2 separate regions of the Mus musculus genome follow, and region 2 is linked to region 1. The links are chromatin loops, found by intact Hi-C in ENCODE. Cell type or tissue: heart. All regions are shown on one strand. Each heading gives the region's core, and the rest is flanking DNA. Links, peaks and the distances in the headings are about the cores only. Region 1 overlaps Snx3 (sorting nexin 3). Region 2 overlaps Afg1l (AFG1 like ATPase).

Region 1 (8,333 bases), core at 180-8,179:
CAGGGACTCACGCGTTAGAAGAATGCCCATCCACAAAGATAGGTACCGATCTCTAGCGATTCATCATTCGATAGATGCTTAGGTTGCTACTGTTCTTGACTAACCACCTACGATTATGTTGCTGAATTACATAACTTAAGATTTTGTTATTACATTTGGGTATGTGCATGTGTGCCTGCAGTCATGAGTGTCACAGCCAGGACAGCTCTCAGGAGTGAGTTCTCTTTTTACACTGGAGGTAATCAAATGAGGCTTGGCAGACGTGCCTTTACCCCCTGATCCATCTTGCCAGCCCATAACTACGCCTGCTCTCTTTTGAAAGTTGAAAGCTGCCCAGACTAGCATCCAACTCACCTTGTAGCCCAGCCAGGTTTGTCTTTCAGCTCCCGTGCCATTGTACCGTATGTGCAGCATTTCATTCTCCTTCCTGCCCTCAGTGTGAGCAACCCACGGCTCTCCGGTGCTGCTTATCACTCTTAGCCGTGTTGGTCGCGTAGGGAGTGAGTGGATCACTGGGCTTTTGGTGTCCATTTGGTGGCCAGTGTTGCTGCTGACCTTTTTTTCATTTACTCCTTGAGTCTGTGCTCTTTGGAGAAAAGTGGACTGAGATATTTTGTCTGTTTAGTTGGGCTGCCTTTTTATTATGTTGTACTGTCTAAAGTGTAAAACAGTAACTCCAGGTTCCTTACCATCTATCTATCTGCTCTGCAGTCTTTGTGGGCCATTCTACTTTGTACTCATGGACTATGCAAGCATCTTGGGAGTCCAGCCTGTTTGGAAATCTTACTCACATCATTTCGAAGAGCAACATACGTGGGTCCTTCTGTTATTTGTTTTTCTCGAAGGCCTATGCTAGAAACTGACATTCAATATCTGTCATCATGGTTTGATTCTTTAGCTTTCAACAGTATATTTAGCAGACATCTTCCTTTTAACCCACATACAGAAACAAATACAAGAAGTGTTAGTGTTCTAGACAGGGTCTCACACAGTCTAGACTGCCCTCAAACTCCGTGTAACCAAAGATAACCTTGAGGTCTTTTCCTCCTGCTTCTACATGTTGAAATTACGAGTGTGCCCTACTACTCCTGGCTGCAGATTGATAAAAAGAATTCTGATTAACTTTGAATATATGCAGCAGTCAGTAGAGTGCTTGCCTCTGATGCACAGAGCCCTGAGTTCAGATCCCTGCACTACACAAACCCAGCGTGATGGCACCTGCAGGTAGTCCCAGTAGGGGGGCCAGAAGCATAAGGTCATCCTTAGCCACGGAATGATTGAGGCCATCTGAGCTGAAGTAAAGGCATTCTAATTAAATCTTTTCGTTCTACTTAAAGATTGTTGGCTATGACGCTGCTGAGATAGATGCTCAGCAGATAAAGGCACTTGCCTGATGACCTGAGCTCACACAAGGGAAGCAAAGATCTGACTCCTGTGAGTCATCCACACGCGCACCTTTAGGAGTGTGCACATACATGTGCTACACACTTAAGCACACACATGCACAAATAAGTCAGCAAATGTAGCAACGTTTTCTTAATTTATTTGATGCTTAAGAGGATCTTTGCTAGATAAGCCATTCATGACTTCTATAGGTATCTGGCCTGCTAATTATAAGGTCCATTCTACTTACTATTTTGAACATTGTTAGGAAGAATATATATCTACAGGAAACAAAAATGTCTACGTGGTGACCAAAGCTTATAATCCCAGGTGGAAGCAGGGTTGGGGGAGTGGTCATAAACTCAAGGATAGCCTGGGCTACATGAAACCTTGAAAATACAGCACAGCATCTTACGCATCTTTCTCTTGAATTAAAGGTGATTCTTTAGTACACTGCTCTATTGTTTTTGGTTGGGGTGGGCTATTTTGTTGTGATCTTACATTTTATTTGTATGCCAGGGAAGGCCCAAGTCTGAGAAATGGAGCTGCAGAGTTGTGAGCTGCCATTTGCCTTCTGGGAGTTAAACCTGGGTCCTCTGTAGGAGCAGCCAGTGCTCCGTGCTTTTACCTGCTGAGCATATCTCCACCTTTTTTGATTTTTCTGAGACAGGGTTTCTCTGTGTAGTCTTGACTGTCCTGAAACTCACTATGTAGACCAGGCTGGCCTCAAACGACAGAGACCTGGACTGACTCTGTCTCCCTAGTGCTGGGGTTAAAGGTGTGTGTCACCCCCACCCCCCCCACACACACACACCTCCCAGCCTTTTTTTTTCCTTAATAGACCATTTTGTATGTGTATCTTCCCTCCATGTAGGCGCTGTTAGAACTGTGGGACAGGGTCCTTTCTCTGTGCAGGTTTTAACACTTAATTTGACACATTGACAATGTGGGAAAGAGATGTGTTGGTTCTAACAGAGACTTCTGGAAGTAAGTCCTTTAAATCATCGAAGAGCAGATCTAGGAAGGAAGGGATTGCAGAGTGTGTCTTGAGCATCTGCTCGGTTTCCTGTTCATTTCCTTGCTGCTGTTTTCTGTTGCCCCCCTCTTGTCTGTGTGCAGTTGATCTGGTCCTTCCATTTTTAACTTCAGTGAGTTACTAGTTTAGGGTAAATTTGTAAAGAAACAGAGCCTGCGGCAGAGCACATGTCTACAATGCTGTCGTCACTCCAGAGCCAGAGGCAGGGAGCATAAGTTCCCAGAGCTGCACAGGAAGGACCCGACTAAAAGGACCAGGGTCATAGAGCTGAGCTCCTGGTCTGGGGCTGCAGCTCCTTAGGTGGGGTGCTGCTTAGGGTTACAGCCCCTAGAACCATGGCAACAGTTGTATTTTGGTAGTGTTTGTTTTAAGACCGGGTCCCATGCTAACCTCAATCCCCCTGTTGTCGCTGAGGCTGGCCTTGAGTTCTTGATTTTCTACATCAGTTTCCTTGCTTGCCTAACATTGGCAAGGCCCTGGGTGAAGGAGGAAGCACAGCTCGGGTGTGAGACTCCAGGATGGACAAAGGAACTGAATTGTGTAGGTAGGTAGGTGCTGGCTAGAGGAACCAAATGTCTTAGAAAGTCCCAGAAGGGAAAGCTGAGTCCGTGAGTCCATTCAGTGGGAAGGACTGGGGACTTCTGAGAGTGGGAAAGAAGAAATGATAGTTTTTGGAGAAAGAGTAGAAAAGGAAGTTTGGGGGAAAGTTGATGGCTTGTGAGAAGATGGCCACAGTGCCTAGGATGGGATCCTTCACACGCAAGTGAGAACGGGCAGCCCTCCTTGGGTGAAGGGATTCTTGACAACAGCTACACTGTACAGAAAGAACATTGTGTTCTTTAGCTGGGGCTTGAGTTTGGTCAGCGCTGAAGCATCATCTTTCCCACGGAGTATTAGATGTGTTGAGAGGCTCAGGAACCTTTGTCTCAGTCCCAAATGACAGGATGTTGTTGTCTTTGTATAGTTGTTTGATAAATTCAAGAAGAAACCTGTGGACACCACCTTGAAGAGCCTTGGTCTTCTTGGACTTCTCCACATCCACAGCTGGCCATCTGGCTCCAGAGCCATGCCTTTTTTGTTTGTTCCTTTGTTCCTTTGATTTGGTTTTTACAGTGCTGAGAATTAAACCTGGGCCTCACTCTTGCTAGGCAAGAACTCTAACACTGAACTATACTCTGCCTTCTGTGTTTTCTTTTCAGTTGTGTATTTAAACAAGTTTGTAGGTAAAATGGCTGTCCTTGTGAGGGTATTTTTTGTCTCCTGACTTTGTGTTGTGCCTTATACTTTTTTTTTCATTTTTAAACAATTTGTATATATTTTAGCTATTTGATCTGCATTTAATGATATCTTGTATTTGTATGAAATATTTTATTTGAACATAAAATTTACTGATAATTATTAGAATTGTTTGACTCGTGGGTATGTATTTAGTCAATGAAACTTCATGCTTATATATAATTTTCATATACAAATATCCAGTATTAAATAAGCAGTGCACAAAATTTTTCTTGACAAATGGATTTTCAGAGCTACTCTTCAGCCAAGCTTGCCTTTTTTTTTTAATTAGGTATTTTCCTCGTTTACATTTTCAATGCTATCCCAAAGGTCCCCCATACCTACTCCCCCAGTCCCTTACCCACCCACTCCCCCTTTTTGGCCCTGGCGTTCCCCTGTACTGGGGCATCTAAAGTTGGCAAGTCCAATGGGCCTCTCTTTCCAGTGATGGCCGACTAGGCCATCTTTTGATGCATATGCAGCTAGAGACAAGAGCTCCAGGGTACTGGTTAGTTCATATTGTTGTTCCACCTATAGGGTTGCAGTTCCCTTTAGCTCCTTGGGTAATTTCTCTAGCTCCTCCATTGGGGGCCCTGTGATCCATCCAATAGCTGACTGTGAGCATCCATTTCTGTATTTGCTAGGCCCCGGCATAGTCTCACAAGAGAGAGCTATATCTGGGTCCTTTCAGCAAAATTTTGCTAGTGTGTGCAGTGGTGTCAGCGTTTGGAAGCTGATTATGGGATGGATCCCTGCTACTTTTTTTTTTTTAAGAAAAGATCTCATTATGTAATCTTGGCTGGCCTGGAACTCACTGAGATCTGCCTGCCTTTGCTTCAAAGTGCTGGGACTAAAAGCATATACCACACTTGACGCTCGACATATACATGTTCTTACTACATTTTAGTGTGTGTGTGTGTGTGTGTGTGTGTGTGTGTGTGTGTATGCATGCACGCACGCGCACACACACGCACATGTGTGTAGCCACATGAGTGCCACACTGTATATTTGGAGGTCAAAGACAACTTGTGAGGCTTGGTCTCTTGTCCCACCTTGTGGACAGTTGTGCTCTGGTGGATGGGTGTGGCTCCTGGGCTGGCATCACCAGGACTCACTTTGTTCCTGTTGTTTTAGGTTGTAGTTCCCCCACTCCCTGGGAAAGCATTTTTGCGGCAGCTTCCTTTTAGAGGAGACGATGGAATATTTGATGACAATTTCATCGAGGAAAGGAAGCAAGGGCTGGAACAGTTCATAAACAAGTAAGTACCTCCACCCCTGTGGGGCAATGCCCGTGAGGTCAGCTTTTATTTATTCAGTATTTTATTTTGTGTGTTTGGATGTTTTGCCTGTATGTGTCCCATGCATGCTGGGAATCGAACCCAGGTCCTCTACAGGAGCAGCCAGTGCTCTAACTGCTGTACCATCTTCAGCCCTGACTACCTGTCATTTAAAGTTAATCTAAATCCATGCCGCCCTTCCTTTTAGCCACTTCCAGCCTTTCTGTCCAGTTTAAATGAACTGAAAGTACCCCATGTTGAATACCATGTGATAAATGCTGGTGCTCTTGAGTGGTTGAAGTGAAGATTGTGTGTTGACCTAAGTTTTATCTTTGTTGGTCTTGGATAATTTATGCAAATTACATTTAAAATTGCATCATTCAGAAAGTAGTTTTACTTGTGATTCTGATTTAAGGTATATTCTCATGTGAGTAATAAAATGTACATTATATTTGCAATCATTTTGTTTGATTGCAGGTAGCAGTATTATCAACGTGTTTTATGTAAAAGTACGTTAAAATTTTTTTCATGGCAAAATGTTCTTTTGGAAAATAGTAAGAAAGTTTATTTATGATCGTCATTTAGTAGCTGTTGATTGATAAGCTTAAACCAGTATTATTCCCACCTCCCTTCTCTCTCTTTCTCTCTTTCCTCCTATAAGAGATGTGGCCCAGCATTGAGGAAGCTAAGCAGAAATGTTACAAGGTCACACCTAGCTGGGGCTGCAGGGAGAAGGAGGGAAGGGGGTTGGGGAGTGAGGAGAGAGAGAAACAGACAGACAGACTGCCTGACTGTCTGAGCTCGGGCCCTGCTCGCTGTTGTCCCTGGGCCGGGCTGCAGCAGTCCTTTGAGACCGCAGCCTGACACAGGACCCGGTGTAATTATGTGCCAGCCTTGAGGTCTACCCAGTCAGCCAGGTCTTAGAGGAGGCAGCTGTGTTAGATACACATTCATTTTTACTAATAATTTGGTTTCTGTGAGAGGTGAACAAAAGCCTGTAACTTTGTTATCTACTCAGCACACAGCCTCTGTGTGTGCGCGTGCTTACGTGACGGATAGGAGATAATTCACAGAGTCCTTTCTTTGCTTCTACCATGTGAGGTCCTAAGGACCATACTCTCAGGTCATCAGACTTGGCCAAAAGCGCCCTTAACCTGCTGAGCATCTTACCACGTTCATGACCCAGAGGGAAAGACCATTGTTTGATAGCATAGCTTATGGGTTGTCCAGAGTAATGCTTGCATCTAATAAATAGTGCACATTTCCTAGCCTTAAAGTGTGTGTGTTTTGACCCCTCCCACCACCATCTTTAATAAACAATGGACTAAAAATTTTTTTTTTTTTTTTTTTTTTATTTCCAGGGTCGCTGGTCATCCTCTGGCCCAGAATGAACGTTGTCTTCACATGTTTTTACAGGATGAAATTATAGATAAAAGCTATACTCCATCTAAAATAAGACATGCCTGAGTTTGGTGAGAAGAAGCAAAACCCGAGACCATTAATGATTCATCCGCACCAATGAAGAAGTTGTAACTAACTAGCATGCTGCGCAGACACTGGCATAGCATGCCCTGGGTACACTAACACTCACCTGCTCCCTTTCGTTCCGCTTGTCTTGGCAGTTGACAAGACATTCGTTTGCTTTAGTGAAACTCCCTCGCTCCAGCCTCTCTAAGTAGCTCTTCCCGCTGTGTCCGTGTGCACACTGTAGCCCCACAGCCCCGTAGAACCTGCAGTGTCCTGACTAAAGCTGCCGACTTGCTCTCATTTGCAGTTTCTGTGTCATGTTTGCTTCTTGAATCTGATTGACTAGAATATTTCTCCCCCCTGCCCCTTGATGTGTGATGTCACCACCTGGTCCTAATTTATGTGCAGGAGCACGACACCACTTGTCTCCAGCGCCACACATCCGAGGTGTACTTTGTGTGCAGAATGTGTCTTCCTTCTGGCCTGTAATCCCCTTCCCATGAAAGATTAATGAGGGAAATCTTTATATTCTGTATAAAAACAAAATCAAATTTATATACTAAAATCATTTGTCTAAAATTTAAGTTGTTTTCAAATAAAAGTTGAAATGCATTCCTGTGTGCTCTGGTTGCACGGCCTCCAGAGCCTGGCGTCCGTGCTCTGTCCTGAAAGCCTCCCTTCCCGAGAGGGTTGTGTACTCACGCAGCACTTCATTCCCGGAACGCCATCCTCTTTAAAGGCAGTGGGATCAAGTCCACCTTACGCCACCCTTTGAACGGGGGCTTTAAACACTGGAAGGGTTTCCTTGGCTTCCTGCCTTGTTGGGGGGCTGCATGCTGACAAATGCTGTGTAGTCTCAAGTCACTCTGTCGAGGCCTTTAGTTAGCCAGTAGCACACTCCAACCTCAGCAGCTCTTCCCCAGGTAGAGAAGTGACTTGCTGGAACTTAGCCACCGTGTAGGAGTGGCAGGTGCCGGTTCTCTGTCATTTGGCTTGTACTGTTGGCACGCTGTGTCCTTTGAGGAGAGAAGAACGCAGCCTTGCAGCCTGATGATGTACATAAATCACAAGACCAGAAAATACATAGCTTCTTGCTTCATGACGTTTTGACCAGACTTAACGCACCTGGAATGAGGTTCATAGTTTGAAACAATTTGGGATTCTGCTGTGATTGGGTGTTAGATTCCAGGAAGAGCAACCCCAGAGCATCTTCTCTGGAAACATGGGAGTAACGAAGACTGATCTCAAAGTCAGGCTCTTACTGCCTCAGCCTCCCAAATGCTGAATCCCAGGCATGGGCCACCACACAAGCATGAGAGGAAACAAGCACAGGCTTGGGAGAGCCACAAGCAGTGAGGTCACGGCTGCAGAAAATGACCTCTTGTTGCTCAGAACAGTAGTTCAGAATTCCATAAATCCAGTTATCTGAATAACTACAAGATGTGAAAGCAGTCAGATGTGGTGAACACCTGTAATCCCTGCCTTCAGGAAGCAAAGGGAAAGAGGGCTATAGTGATAGCAAAACTCTGAAAAATGGGAAGAAGGGGGCGGTGTATATAAACAAGGCTGAAGATAGGGCTCAGCTGACAAAAAGCAGAGCTGAAATCCTGAGAACCTGTGTGAAGCCCAGGCAGCTATGTCACTACTGCACGTAGGAAGCTTCGGTCCCGTGTGAAATCCTCCCAGTGCATTTATGCGTGTTGGAAAGAAGTCAGAGACACCTGGCTTTGACTTTGGATCTCCACCTTTGCATGCACGTGATCTGGCAGTTCACAGCTGCCTGCAACTCCAGTTCCAGGCGGCCCAACGTCCTCTGCTGGCCTCCAAGGGCAGCTGCACTCATAGACACCTGATTTAAAATAAAAACAGTATCTTTTATAAAGATAGAAAGATAT
Region 2 (8,333 bases), core at 247-8,246, 200 kb before region 1:
CACGCTCCTCGGCTGTTGCACACATCGAGTTCACTCTCTAAAACGATAGGGACTAGCTGACCACACGAGCCAACTAGTTCTCTGAAAGATACGAATCTGGATAGTCGCAACTGAGCAGATACTGAATATATGTATATATATTCAGTATCTATCAAGGGAAAGAAAAACAGTCCAAGTGTGCTAGAATTATTTCACAACTCATCTATTAAAACAACCCTATAACAATTCCTTCCTTTTTTCACACAGAAAAATATTTTATCAGCTGGCTAACCATTTTTATGAATGTCTCACACAGAGGGTGATAGTATTTGACTGCACAGAAGGTGACAAATTGTATAGCCAACACTGAAATGTTTCCATTTGTCCCCTGTTCATTTTGAAGTGGAATACGGTTAGCCAGACATCTATAGGACAGCGGTGAAAGAACCGGCATCACCATGTCTCTGCTCAAATGATAAGTCAGCGCCTGCAGGGTAGCATGGCCACTTACAGAGGGGAGCCTCCTGATCTTCCTCAGCAGAGGGCAGCATTTGCTGTGTCTGCGAGAAGGAAGGCCAGCACTGTAAATGTGTCTGGTTCTGGGATCTTTCCAGAAATTTGGGAGATTATTCACGGGCTGCAAGATCAGGTTCTGGCCCCACCAGCAAAGGGTTTGCACAGGTAAGTCAACGTGTGGGTAGCTGGGGTACAAGACGGAGAAAATGCTTTAATAATGAACTTATGTTAAATCTCAGGAATGTCTGAACATGGCAAAGCTGTGTAGTGCAGAGGTCTCCTTCCGTGTGTTTTGTTTGCAGCTAGATGGTTTGGGTTTTTGCTGTTGCTTGGTTTTGGTTCTCCTTTGAGGGGGGTACACTGGGGACAAACTGATTCCTCTTGGGCTCGGATGTCAGAAAAGCGCAACTAGTCCTGGAAACAAAGTGCACGTCTCTGTGAGTTATCATCCTCCCTCCCATTCTTCTGCTCTCCACGTCATCAAAGTACTGGGTAAAGGCGCCCATTCATCTGAGCAAGGCTAAGTGCCTCGCCACACTGCTGAGAATGCAAAGGCCAAACCCTTCAAAGCACGAACAACACTGTGAAGAGAATAACTCACTCCATCTTCTTGCCTAGAAGACAACCTTGACTTATCTGCCCAAATTTTATCAAAAGACAAACATTCAAGGAAACCCTGAACACCTTAGCCTACCCAGTTCTAAAACCTAAAATCTTTTCTGGTTTGAGCGATGTTCAGGGATGCAAACTCGTGGGACGCGGCTTTGACCTCAAAGCTCTAGCTTTGTGAGGGATTTTTCTAGATTAAGTTAACTGAGGTGGAAAAGCCTACCAGGACGAGAACAGTGCTACCCCATGGCTGGGGTCCTGGATTGAATAGGCAGGAAGCCCCAGAACCTGCCTATCTCTGCCTCTTTCCTGCTGGGGCCACAGGCGTATGCCACCAAGCCTGGCTTTTTGACATGAGCGCTTAGGAGCAAACTCAGCTTCCTTGCATGGCAAGCACTCTACTGAGCCACCACATCCTACCCATGCTTTCTTTTTGCTGTTGTTGTTGTTGTTGTTGTTGTTGAGACCATCTAGTGAGGCTCTGTGTAGGCCTGGTGGATTTGAAACTCACTCTGCAGACCAGAGATCACAGGATCCTTCTACATCTGCTTAAGAGCTGGGGTTGCAGGCCTATGCCACGATGCCGGCCTATCAGCAATTTTCCTGTCTTTTTAAATCTGGTATTAAGTATGTTTTCTAAAGGATTAGGTCTATAATTGTGTGTGTGTGTGTGTGTGTGCACATCTGTATGGGCACACATCTGTTGGAGTGCATGTACATGCACATATGTGGAGGTCAGAGACTGATTCTGGCTGTCTTCTTTCTACTCTGTTTATTGAAGTAGAGTCTCCTGATGGACCTGGAGCTCTGACTGAGCTAGTCTAGATAGCTAGCTTGTCTCAGGGTTTCCATGCCTCCATCGCCACAATGCACTACCCACTAGTTCTTATGCAGGTAACAGAATCAGAATCCAGACTCTTGTCTACACACATGGCAAGAAACTTTATCATCTGAGACATTAGAAAGGGACTCTAGGCCCTAGGTTGAGAGTATTTTAAGGTTTATTTTTAAATGCATTTTAAGTGCATTAAGGTTTATTTTATATGCATGTTCAGGAGTGGGGTTTGTAGGGCATGCATGTAAGTGCAGTTGTCCTTGTAAGCCAAAAAGGGTGTCAAATCCCCTGAAGTGGGAGAGGGGTGCTTATTAGCTGCCAGGTGTGGGTGCTTGGAATTGAACTCCAGTCCTGAGTGACAGCATCGTGGCTAAGTGCCACGCCATCTCTCTAGTGCCAGGTCTAGAATTATTGTTTAAAATTTCCATTTGTTTCTTTTTTTATATTTTCAATTTCTCACCTAAGATTTCTTATTTCTTCACTCATTGCTACTAGTATATTTTCCTTTACATTTGAGCACACATATAATGCCCACCTTTTTGAGACAACTCTAGTTAGCCTAACACCTGCTGTGTAGACCAGGCTGGTCTTGAACTCACAAAAATCTGTTTGCCTCAAGCTACTTTGCAAACATTGTCTAGAGCTGGTGAGATGGCTTAAAGGGTAAAGACACCTACCACCAAGCCCAACAGCTGGGTTCAATTTCTGGGAACCCGTGTGGTAAAAACAGAAGGCTCACTCCATTGCCCTCTGGTCTCCACACACAGCATGCCATGCAGCCACCGCCTCCCCACTAATAAATAAGTGTAATTTTCAAAATATCATCTGTAATTCTGACATTTGTATCATCTCAGGGTAAGTCTCTGCTGGTTACCGTCTGTCTCAGTCAGGGTTTCTATTGACCAAGGCAACTCTTATAAAGGACAACATTTAGTTAGGGCTGGCTTACAGGTTCAGAGGTTTAGTCCTTTATCATGGCAGTAAGCATGGCAACATCCAGGCAGGCACAGTGCTGGAGGAGCAGAGAGTTCTATATCTTGTTCCTTATACAAACAGGAAAAGATTGTCTCATGGGCAGCTAGGAGGAGGGTCTCCAAGCCCAACCCCACAGTGATACACTTCCTCCAAAAAGGCCACACCTACTTCAACAAGGCCACACCTCCTAATAATGCCATTCCCTGGGCCAAACATATTCAAACCACCACACGGTCTCTTTCAAAAATGGGTCACTTTCTGGCACCTGCCTACACCTAGTGATTTTGGGTTGCATGGCATTTTGGGATTATTATATATACTGATTTATTTCAATGCTTCTACTTTACCAGATAATTAACTCAGGTGGTCTCAGGCTTGAAGCTCTGTCTTTTTTTTTTTTTTTTTTTCTTTTTAACTAAAAGAGCTGATGATTTTATTTTCACATTTCACAATATAAGTGAAAGCCACACTTTTTTGTATTACTTCTCCAAAAATATTCTGTTAGGAAGGGAAGTTTCCTTTTCATGTATCTAGTAAACACTCAGGCTCAGCATCAAGATCTCCTGGTGAAACCGAACAAGAAATACAAAACGGTCAAGAGCGCTTCTGCTCTTATCTGTCTGGCTGAGTCATGCCAGGCTGTGTGGGTACCATCATAGGACAGGCGGGAGGTCTCATCATGGGAAGCCAGGGCATCATGGGCATGTGGCCTCCCATGGGTGGTTGCATCCCAGGAGCAGGTCCCACAGGCATCATCCCAGGAGGAGGGGGCCCATCACTGGCATCATGAGAGGGTCTCCCATGTGGGATGCAGGCATCATGCCAGGCCAAGGAGGACTCAGGAGACTGGGGAGCAGTGGAATCATGGCCCCTGCAGGTGGAGGAGCAGAGAACGGAGCGGAGGGATCTTCCCTTGTTGAAATGCAGCCGTTGTCTTGTCAATTAGGCTCTGGGCCTGATCTTCCATCCCTTTCTGGTGATAGTCTGTCACATTCTCTTTGGGTTTCCAACCACTGCAGTGTGTCTTCCTCACAGATGGAGAGTCGTGGGTAAGATAAGTTTCACAGTAGTCACAATAAAACTTGGGCATGTTGCTCCACAACATGGCTAGCCGGGCTTGAAGTTCTGTCTTCTGTGGGACAGCACTGAAACCTCTGTCCAAACGCTTGCCTTTCCTTTGCTATGTATGCAGTCCACAGGCTAGGCTGAGATTTAAGCATTGTCTGTAAAAAGATTTTCCAGGCTATTTCTTTGTGACTTTTTTTTTTTTTTTCTAGATTTTTGGCTGCTGTGATACCCGCTTGCTCCACTGTGGCTCCTCAGACCACAGCCTGGCTGGATTCTACTGAATTTTAGGTAACTATAAGAGACTGTGATAAACTCAGCCTATCAATGCTGCACCCCAGTTTCTCCATGCGTTTGACTGGACATGCCATTAGGTCAGTAGTTCTTAAGATTTTTGTCCAGGATTTACAATGTGGTTAGCAAGCAGGCTGGTTAAATAGAAGCTATCCCAGCAGTATGGAAGGGCTACAGCCTCCTGGCTCTAGCATCCTCTGAATCAACTCCGTCATTTCCAGCTCTGTCCCCTTAGCAATGTGAGACCTAGGAGGCAGAAGTCACAGAAGTCTTCTAGGCTGAGCACCTCCCCTCGATCCCGCCCACCTTTCACTTTCATACTCAACTCGGCATCTCTCAAGGCTGAGCTCCTCCATCATCCTCAGCTTCTGCTCCCGCATATCCTGTGGTGCTACGCTTAGTCTGCTCTTCTCAGTGTGCCGACATACACACTCATCAACTTCTCTCTTCTGGAACTAAGACTGTAAGAATGGAGACTGACTCTTCTACTCAGGGGCCTACCCCCTCGATGGGCCTGGAACTGAGCCAGCCTTCCTTACATCAGATACTTGCTGATGGTTATGGAAAGGGTCAGACACTCTAAGAAAGGCAGGTTTCTGCCCATTAGCTTGCATAGACAGCATAAACGATATTGACTGTGGTGAATGCTGCAGCCCCATCTTCCTGGAAGAGAGGCCACCAGAGGAGGTGGCCCTTTTGCTCGGCCTCATGGAAATGCTGGTGAGAGCTGCTGCCCTTTTCCAACTGCACAGCTTCACACACCTTCCCAAAACGCTTGGGTTCTGTAGGGGCCAGAGGTGGTGGGTGACTCTAATTTGCGGGAGTCAGCTCTCTCCTAGCACAGGGATCCCAGGAACTGATCTCAGGTCACTAGGCTTGGCAGAAAAGAGCTTCTACCCACTGAGCCAGCTCATGGGCCCTGAAGGGAACTACTAGATTTCATCCAATACAATTTTATCCTTGAGACAAAGTGAGCTCTTCTCCCCTGAGAGCCACGAGGAATCCCTGGGGGCCTCCACTGTACAGGGACTGGACTGGCTTTTAAATCAGTCAAAAATAGCAGAACATTAAGTGTCCTGCTAGGAAAGGAAACAGATCTTTGTTAGTTAGTTTGTTTGTTTGTTGTTGCTCGAAGAGTCTACAGCAAAGCTAGAGAGATAACTCTCAGTGGCTTAGAACACTGGCTGCTCTTTCAGAGGACCTGGGTTCAATTCCTAGCACCCACACATGGCTCACAACCATCAGTAATTCCAGTTCCAAGATATCTGAAACCCTCTTCTGGACCCCAGGGGCACCAGGCATGTATGCAGGCAAAACATTCATACACATAAGAGAAATGTAAAAACATTTAAGTCCACAGTCATAAACAATAGACACAAAGGTACCATTCTTGATCAGGCTTGAAAACAGACAAAGAGTCTTGCCTAAGGGTTCGCCCTCCAACGGAAATGTCCCCGTAGAGAGAACTATGTGTCTCTTAAGCCAGTTCTCCTTTCTTCTTTCTGACTCCTTCCCAAGTCTCCTTTCATCATGGACACCATCACTATGACTCCATGCCCAAAGAGTTTTCACATTTCTAATCCAGTATCTCTTTCATGATCATCTCTCCAAAAGTCTTCCCTTCTTTATCCTTCTAAAATAGTACAACAGATACAATGTGTCAACAAGCTGCCACCTAACACTGATTTTCTTGGAAGACATAAATCAGCAACAATTAGAGAACAAACCACAACGTTACAGAAAATTATTTTCTCCTTTATGTCCACAATTTCAAAATAATGACATAAGCTCAGGTACTGGGGGATGTGTGCATTCCTATGTGTACTTTTTAAATCAGACTATGGTCTGCACCGATTGTGAGAATTTATTCCAAACCCCTTTGCATTCTAAAAGCACACACGGGTGGCATTTATACCTGACTGTGCCCTCCATTCCTCTCTGCGGGATGAAGTACATCCCTACAGTGAAGCCACAGGACAAGTGGAGGCCGTGGTTACAGAAGATGTATGCTGGCAAACAAGCAAGAGAGACGCAAAAGGTGCCTTCTGACACCACAACTGTGCCTCCTACAGAGCTAACCAGGGTTACAGCAGGAAGGACTGAGAACAAAACACAGCACTGGATTCATACTCCCATAAAAACCAGACCAATTTTCCACTAAGGTCTTTATCATCGATATCACTTGAGGCCTCTGCTTTAGGGAGGGTGGCTAGCTGCTCTCTTCAGAACCTGGCTTTGTCAAGAGTCAGCATAGGTAAGAAAAGAATTCCTTAAGAATGGTCCTGATGCTGGGAAGAGAAAGGGCCATAGCGATTCCTGGACTGACTCAGCCTGCTAATAAACGGCCCCATCCTGATGCTAATCACCACGGGGGCATCCAAAGACAACCAGCAGCAATCTTGGCCAAATGGCACAGATAAAAGCCATTCATCCTTTAGCATTTCCTGACACTGTGCCAAGACAGGACACAAACCCAGAAGCAGTTCCCAACCAGTAGTTTCAATAGGAATAAAACCAAATAAAGCATGAGGTGGAAGGAGGGTTCCAGTCAAGAATTCTCTGGAAGATCCTATTTGGTAAGACTTGTAGCTTAACAGTATATAAGCTAGTATGATTTGAGACCAATGAAGGCCAATACACGACTCTGATTCTGACAGACATCTATTCCTTGAGCACCAAGGACAAGCGAGTGAGTGTGTGGGTGGGAGAGGGAGAGGGAGAGGGAGAGGGAGAGGGAGAGGGAGAGGGAGAGGGAGAGGGAGAGGGAGAGGGAGAGGGAGAGGGAGAGGGAGAGGGAGAGGGAGAGGGAGAGGGAGAGGGAGAGGGGGAGAGAAAGAACAGGACAGTGACGGCGAGTACCCACCAACCGCATGCTTATGCATTGACGGACATATTTTCTGCCCAGACTTTCCATAAACACACCTGGCCACCTGTCATTTTAAAACCACAAATAATGAAGTGCTCTTGCAAACAGTTACCTGTGAACACAGTTATTAGTTGAGGAACCAATTTTCTGCAGGTGTAAAAATTACATTTCTCCAAAGAAAAATTCAGGAATAGCCAGTTTACTCATTAAGCCTTTAGAATTCAGCTTTGGTTTGCTTTCTCTGAAAATGATTCTTTCCTTTCTGGGTCACAAGAGTTTAACTGCAATGCGAGTGGCTCCTGGGTGCTGTGTCCCAGGCCATCGATTCTCTAAAGAACCAAAGCACCCGGGAGCTTTGATGCCCGTGGATTCTCTCCCCTAAACCTTTGTTATTAATATATCAGAAACTCAAACTGAGAAAAACTTAAATTATATAACCAATGGAATCTATAATGGTCAAAAATTATTAAACTCATAACACTTAAAAACTAGTTGTATTTTCCGAAATAAAAATAATTTCATGATAAGAGTGGTGCTGTTTTACATTTGAGAAAAAAAAAAAGCTCTTTAATGTTTGGCTCACTAGAAAATGGCTAATTCTCATGTGTTTCCACATTCGCTCCACTGTAATCGAGCAGTGTTCATGAGGGAACCTCGACATGGGAGCAGATGTAAACACTCCGAACTCTGACCTCACGTCTTTTTCTCTCTCCCTCTTCTCTCCTTCCTTTCTTTCCTGCTTTCTGAGACAACATCTCCCCGCAGCCCAGGCTGACCTCAAACTCACTGTGTAGTCACTGGCTCTCCAATAACCCCCATTACCAGGGTCAACTATGCTGCCTGCGTGAGATGTAGGATCTGCCTATTTAAATTTTTTAAAGAAGATGACAAGAGGTAGATTTTAAAATGATAATTGTACAGTAGAATGGGAAACTACTTCTGCTGTGTGTGTGTGCATGTGTGTTTGTACACGTGTGTGTGTGTATTTAAAATCACATTTATTTATATGTGTCACATGTATGTGTAGAGGTCAGAGGTCAACTTGCTGGAGTTGGTTCTCTCTTTCCACTCTGGGGCTGTGTGAAAGTGAATCAGGCCACAGGCTGGTGGCTAAGTGTTGAACCATCGTAGTCACCCCCTGTCCTCAGCTTGAGCAAGATTCCACTACGCAGCCCAGGCTGACCTCAAATCCCC

Evidence for each region. A loop is a pair of places that touch in the nucleus more often than their neighbours do. Peaks named below come from ENCODE experiments on the same cell type or tissue, not always from the same donor. Only the 100,000 strongest peaks of a DNase experiment are listed, where the experiment ranks them.
Region 2: a loop joins it to region 1, with 2.5 times the contacts of the local background. A loop is called at or near these places in 2 of 42 quality-filtered maps.

What each region holds. Positions count from the first base shown.
Region 1 is chr10:42,528,321-42,536,653 of GRCm38, forward strand. It overlaps Snx3 (sorting nexin 3), which reads left to right. Exons shown (of 4, transcript NM_017472.4): 3 at 4,829-4,953; 4 at 6,333-7,049. The coding sequence ends at 6,438. Among named protein-coding and RNA genes, the nearest start is that of Snx3, 30 kb to the left of the region's middle. In heart, for the core only: no CTCF peak of the experiment used is centred there; no DNase peak of the experiment used is centred there; H3K27ac peaks cover 2,069 bases.
Region 2 is chr10:42,327,260-42,335,592 of GRCm38, forward strand. All of the region lies in intron 10 of Afg1l (AFG1 like ATPase), which reads right to left. Among named protein-coding and RNA genes, the nearest start is that of Foxo3, 55 kb to the left of the region's middle. In heart, for the core only: a CTCF peak has its summit at 508 (motif pointing right); no DNase peak of the experiment used is centred there.